Regions from separate parts of the Homo sapiens genome. Here region 2 is linked to region 1. Evidence: read pairs that join two places in POLR2A ChIA-PET (ENCODE). Cell type or tissue: MCF 10A. All regions are shown on one strand. Each heading gives the region's core, and the rest is flanking DNA. Links, peaks and the distances in the headings are about the cores only. Region 1 has its middle 7.7 kb from the start of PGRMC1. Region 2 overlaps LAMP2 (lysosomal associated membrane protein 2).

Region 1 (2,967 bases), core at 180-2,679:
CCCGGGAGACGGAGGTTGCAGTGAGCCGAGATCCCACCACTGCACTCCAGCCTGGGCAACAAGAGCAAAACTCCATCTCAAAAAAAAAAAAAAAGTACCCACTCTGTCCTGTATTTTCAACCTCTAAGCCTTACTACCTATCTTGCTGCAACTGAAGTCTATGATAGTTTTCAGAAGAACGAAAATCAAACCAGGGAATCCAATTCCCTCTTTTCCCTACCTCCTCTGCCTTAGTCAAGCTTCTCAAACTTCTTTTTTGAGAGATAGATCTCCTCAATCCTCATGTTCCACTCACTCCCTAGGCCACTGGAACCAGACTTCCACCCTTCTCATGCCACAATAAAAAGAGTCTGGCATAGGTAACCCAGGACTTCCTAACTGCCTAGTCCAACTTACACCTTAGTTTTCATCTTTCTTGATCCATTTACAGCCCTTGGCATTGTAAACCTCTCCCTCCTGGAAACCCTCTCTCCTCCCTTTGCTTCTATCGGACCACATTATTCTGCCATTTTCCTACCACTTGTGGTTTTTATTCTCAATCTCCTTGGTGGGTTTCTCTTCCTCTACTTATTCCTACAATGTTAATCTTCCCAAGACTCTATCTTGGCCCTCTTTTTCTCTCTGCAACCTGCCTATAAATGTCAGGCCAGTCATATGAGTAAGTAATGCGAGTCTGGTTGATGTGTGACAATGTAGTATATGCCAGAAATCACAAAGAAATGTGATCTTGCCCTGTTTTTATTTTGAAATAGTAACCCTGTTATCTTTCATTTTCCACTTTTGATAGAGTCATAGGTACAAAAAAATTTTGATTATCCACTTAATTCTGCTTTAACAAAAACAGAGCAAATGTGATAAAAGACAGCTGATACTTATTCTCAGCATTGGGGATACAGCAGGGAGAAGTGGGGCTTCTTTAGGTGTACCTGCTAAAGGAGGCAGCTGCTAATCAGAGATATAATGCCAGATCTTCTCTCTCTCTCTCTCTCTTTTTTTTTTTTTTTTTTTTGAGACAAAGTCTTGCTCTGTTGGCTAGGCTGGGGTTTAAGTGATTCTCGTGCCACACCCAGCTAATTTTTGTATTTTTAGTAAAGACAGGGTTTCATGATGTTGGCCAGGCTGGTTTCGAACTCCTGGCCTCAAGTGATCTTCCCACCTTGGCCTCCCAAAGTGATCTTCTCATTTTTTACGAGAACATTTTTATGTCAGAAATACAGGTTTTATGTAAAAATCTGTTGGTTAACTGCTTACATCTAATATTTTAAAAATTAAAATAATGTGAGGGTCAAATAAACATGTGCTTGAGCCAGCTGTAGTCACCAAGGCTAACAATTTTCAACCTTGGCTTAGAACATTGTGCAATGAGCCTTGAAAAGAGAGAGACCTCTGCCCTATATTCTCCTTGGGATCTAATTCAATGCCAGTGGTTTCAGCTACCACCCATAGGCTGTTACCTCCTGTCTTTACCCCTCCAGTCTAGACCTCCATCCTGAGCCCCAAACCCAAATATCCAACTGGACATATTACTGGATATCCCCACCAGAATGCTCCTTATGCCCGTGCTTTTCAAACATTAATGTGCATGTGAATCATCTGGAAGACTTGTTAAAATGGAGATTCTGATTCAGTATGTCTGGCATACTGCCCAAGATCGTGCATTCCCAACAAGCTCCCAGTGGATGCCAAAGCTTCTGGTTTATGAACCACACTTTAAAACACAATCCCCATTTGCATACAATGTCCTTTTTGCAAGTTTGCTCCTCCTGCTACTTATCTTCTCTTGATGAATGATACGCCATCCACCCATGCAAAAATTGGGGGCATAAGTCAGATGTAGAAGGAATGGGAGAAATAGAGGAGGAATCCAAAGCTCTGTCTCATCCACCTCCTTAATATTTATCATATCTACCCTTGCATTTATGTCCTCACTATCCCAACATTGATTTAAGCCTTCATTTTCTCCTGCGGTAAGGCTGGTGTCCCTGCTCTAGTCTCCACCCCTCCAATTGCAACCTCCATGCTCCTACGAGCATGACACTTTGAAAAAGCAAAATGATCTCATGTAAAGCATGGGCTCTGGGGCCGGAGTGCTGAGTTTAAATCCCAGCACTGCCTCTTACTAATTGTGTGACTTTGGACAAGTAGCTTAACCTATCTATGTATTGGTTTTTTTCATCTATGAAAAGAGGATGATAATAGACCCTCACTTGTGAGATAAATAAGATTTGAAAGCAGGAAGGGGAATGACCCATTAGAATATCTGGGGAAGAGCATTCCAGACAAATGGAATCACATGTAAAGTGTTCATAGCACTCAGTAAATACACATTAGCTGTGACACTGGCCACATCATTCCTAGCTTCATTATGGTTGGAGTGTTGAGGGTAAGGAGAAAGTAGAAAGAGATAAAGCTGGACAAGTAATCTGAGGCCAGATCATGGAAGGTTGAGTTGCCTGGGAAAGAGACTCTGTGATGGAGTTTACTATGTAGAAAATTGACTCAATAGTGCTCTTGGGATCTACACCTGAAATGTAAGACAAGGGAGTAGGATCGGGTGGAGGGAGAAGCTGAGCTTCAGTGCAGTCACAATGCAGCTTCCATGAATCCCACAGGGAGCTCTGAGCCTGGTATGACTCCTCGGAGTTGTCCTTAGATGGGGAAAGGGAGACAGGCCTTTATATCCCTGTATTGGCCATTCATTACCTGCAGGCTGCACTAAGAAGGATCTGTGACTTTGGGCTAGAAAGCTCTCTTTAGCCCAGCGCAATCTCAGGAAGAGGATTTCATTGCAAGCTGTCAGTCACCAACACTTTCAGCAGTTGGGGACCTGGGAGAATGAGTGCGTGAGTCCTGAAGTGGGGGTGGGAAGTGAAATCTGGGTAGGTATCACACCACAGTTGGGTAAATCATGCCAAGGACTCTGGACTTGATTTCACTGACAATGGGGAGTCATTAGAAGGTTTTCCT
Region 2 (2,880 bases), core at 176-2,675, 1.2 Mb after region 1:
GTATATATGCAGATATTCATATATATGAATACATGTATATTCATTTACATCTATAAACACAGCTCATATTGTAATGTGCATATATTATATGCACATTGTATATGTGTGCATATATATAATATATGCACATTATATATGATATATAATGCACACATTATATATATGATATATATTTTATATGTGATATATATGTGTGCATATACATATACATACACACATATATGTTTGTTTATATTCCAAGTCCTTTCCAAAATAGGCATATTACTTTATCAGAAATAAAGGGAGCTAATCTAGCCCACTTTTACATAGCCAGATTAGCCTCTCAGTGGTAGAGTGAATGTCTTTTGGGAAAGTGGAAACAGGATCAGGAAGGTATCATGTGATGAGAATAGCCAGGCTGGCTCTGTCTTTAGGGTCAGGGGTCAGCAAGCTGTAGCCCATGGGCCAGATCTGGTCCAAGAGCTAAAAATGGCCTTTACATTTTTAAATGGTTGAAAAAAATATTTTGTGACACATGAGAGCATATAAAATTCAAATTCCAGTGTCCATAAATAAGGTTTTATTGGAACCCAGCCACAGTCATCTGTTTATGTGTTGCTGTTTTCGTGCTACAATAGCAGGGTCAAATAGTTGTGACAGAGACCATATGGCACCAAAGCCTAAAACACTCACTGTTTGGAACTTTAAAGTTTGCAGATCGTGACTTAGTACATACAATTTTAGTGGCTGCAAAGTCAAGAAAACTGGGACCTCTTACTAATTTGAGCGTGCTTACTGCATTTCTTATCTGGTCAGGGTTGGCAGCCTAAGGGGGCTATTTTTTTCTACTTCTAGAAAGTGGTCTGATCCAGTAAAATCCAATCAACACTCTTCTGCCTTATTGCAATTCTATTTCTTTCCCCATACAGTCAAATATTACCTATGTGTTGTATTTATAGGTACCCACAGCCAAGAACCTAGTTCCACAAATAGATTATACATTCAATATCAGTATTAAATGCTGTATATCTCTTTGGGTGATATTTTTAATTCTATGTACATAAAAACCAAAGTTTCAAAGTAAGAGAAAGAGCACAGCTCATCTCTATTACAGGTGACTAGATAAACAGTCTTGAAGTGATGATACTAATACTGCAAACGATTTTAAACTGTAAACACAAATCTGGACTTAAAATTAGGGGAATAATGAAGGGGAGCCAGATAAAAAGTCCAAAAATAAAGCTACTAAAGGATCAAAATAATTGAAGTACATAAGCAAAACAGACAAAAGGGAAAATGAATTCTTGAAAATATTTTTAAAGTGTAACTAACGTCTTTAATCGCAAGAATGGTAGGGTGGAGAGCCCAATTTATTGTGGCCTAACCAAGTCAGACTAGGTATTCAACACCACTGCAAAAGTAGTCGAATGGCTCACAGTATATTCGCTTTTAAACACAGCTTCCACATTTCCTTCCAAACCATAGAATTAATGGTTGAAAAGGATGTGGATGCCTGGAATAGCTAGCTCTGCTCAACAGAGTTGTGATCCACAAACCCCCAATTTTAGGTAATAGGCTTAAAAGGACAAGTCAATTAAGGAATTTTATGTGCTTTTTTTCTTCATGCAAATTTTAATCTTGTAATGCCAAATATGTCTTTCATATTCGTATGAACACATTATAATGAGCCCTTCAAAAGGTTTCATTAAAAATCTAATAAATACCACCATTATCCCTGAGTGATCTTCAAAAAGCGTCATTCACACTGGCACATGCTTTGAAAACTCTCCAGATCGTTTTGGCTGGTAAAAACATAGTTCATGATATTTGAGGCTTTGCTACCGCTCTTTATCTTTTGTCTTAACAAAATCAGACCAAACTGCTTTCATTCAGGTATGAAAATGTTTCCAGTGAGAAGACGGCCTCAGGAAGCAGATGCAAGATGCTCAAAGCTGCTGCTCCCAAGTGCCATCTTCCCTACAAACTAAAACCCATACCTCAAATAAAGCTCACTTAAAGCTTCTATCAGTTTTAGCTTTAAGAACTTTTTTTGCAAATGATTTTAAGATCACAAAAACATCTCGGTTGAGCAAAATGATGAGCCAAATATAGAGTTGCACAATTTGGTCAAGGCTATGAATTCATATTCCTCTATTTCAACGTTTAAATGTCTATGATTCAAAGGAAAAGCCACCTGTCAACATAAGAACATAAATTATTAATGAAGTTTGCTTGATTCTTACCTGTAGAATACTTTCCTTGTGTCACATTGAAAGGCTGAACCCTTAGATCAAAGGTATTTATCTGAAATGCTCCAGACACTGAAACAGTCTGCTCTTTGTTGCACATATAAGAACTTCCCAGGGGGGCATCCCAGTAGCTGAGATTGTTATTTGCAATGCTGAAAACTTCAAAGAAAAGAAACAGGTTAGTAACTTCTTATCCTATCAACATCAAAAATGGGAAAGTTGGCCAGGCACAGTGGCTCACGCCTGTAATTCCAGCACTTTGGGAAGCCAAGGTGGGCAGATCACGTGAGCCCAGGAGATCAAGACCAGCCTGGGCAACATGGTGAAACCCTGTCTCTACAAAAAATACAAAAAAAAATTAGCTGGGCATGATGGTGCACACCTGTAGTCCCAGCTACCTAGGAGGCTGAGGTGGGTAGTTGGCTTGAACCTGGGATTGAGCTGTGGTCACACCCCTGCAATCTGGCCTGGGCATAGAGCGAGACCCTGTCTCAAAAAAAAAAAAAAAAAAAAAAAGGAACAGTCCTCAGGGTTTTTCAGTGAAGGCCTGGGGGACAAGATCAACCCACAAAAAGCAATTCTTACCATAACTAGGTTCCCTTATCTTTCTATAGATGTTTCTATAGTCTAAAAATCAGTCATATCCTTAATT

What was found. ChIA-PET counts read pairs that join two places held together with the same protein. Peaks named below come from ENCODE experiments on the same cell type or tissue, not always from the same donor. Only the 100,000 strongest peaks of a DNase experiment are listed, where the experiment ranks them.
Region 2: POLR2A ChIA-PET joins it to region 1 with 5 read pairs; 2 of 35 experiments call an interaction of 5 or more read pairs at or near these places.

What each region holds. Positions count from the first base shown.
Region 1 is chrX:119,227,091-119,230,057 of GRCh38, forward strand. It overlaps the pseudogene NUDT19P6. Among named protein-coding and RNA genes, the nearest start is that of PGRMC1, 7.7 kb to the right of the region's middle. In MCF 10A, for the core only: no CTCF peak of the experiment used is centred there; a DNase peak (open chromatin) is centred at 1,641.
Region 2 is chrX:120,439,508-120,442,387 of GRCh38, forward strand. LAMP2 (lysosomal associated membrane protein 2) reads right to left here. Exons shown (of 9, transcript NM_002294.3): 8 at 2,223-2,387. Among named protein-coding and RNA genes, the nearest start is that of LAMP2, 28 kb to the right of the region's middle. In MCF 10A, for the core only: no CTCF peak of the experiment used is centred there; no DNase peak of the experiment used is centred there.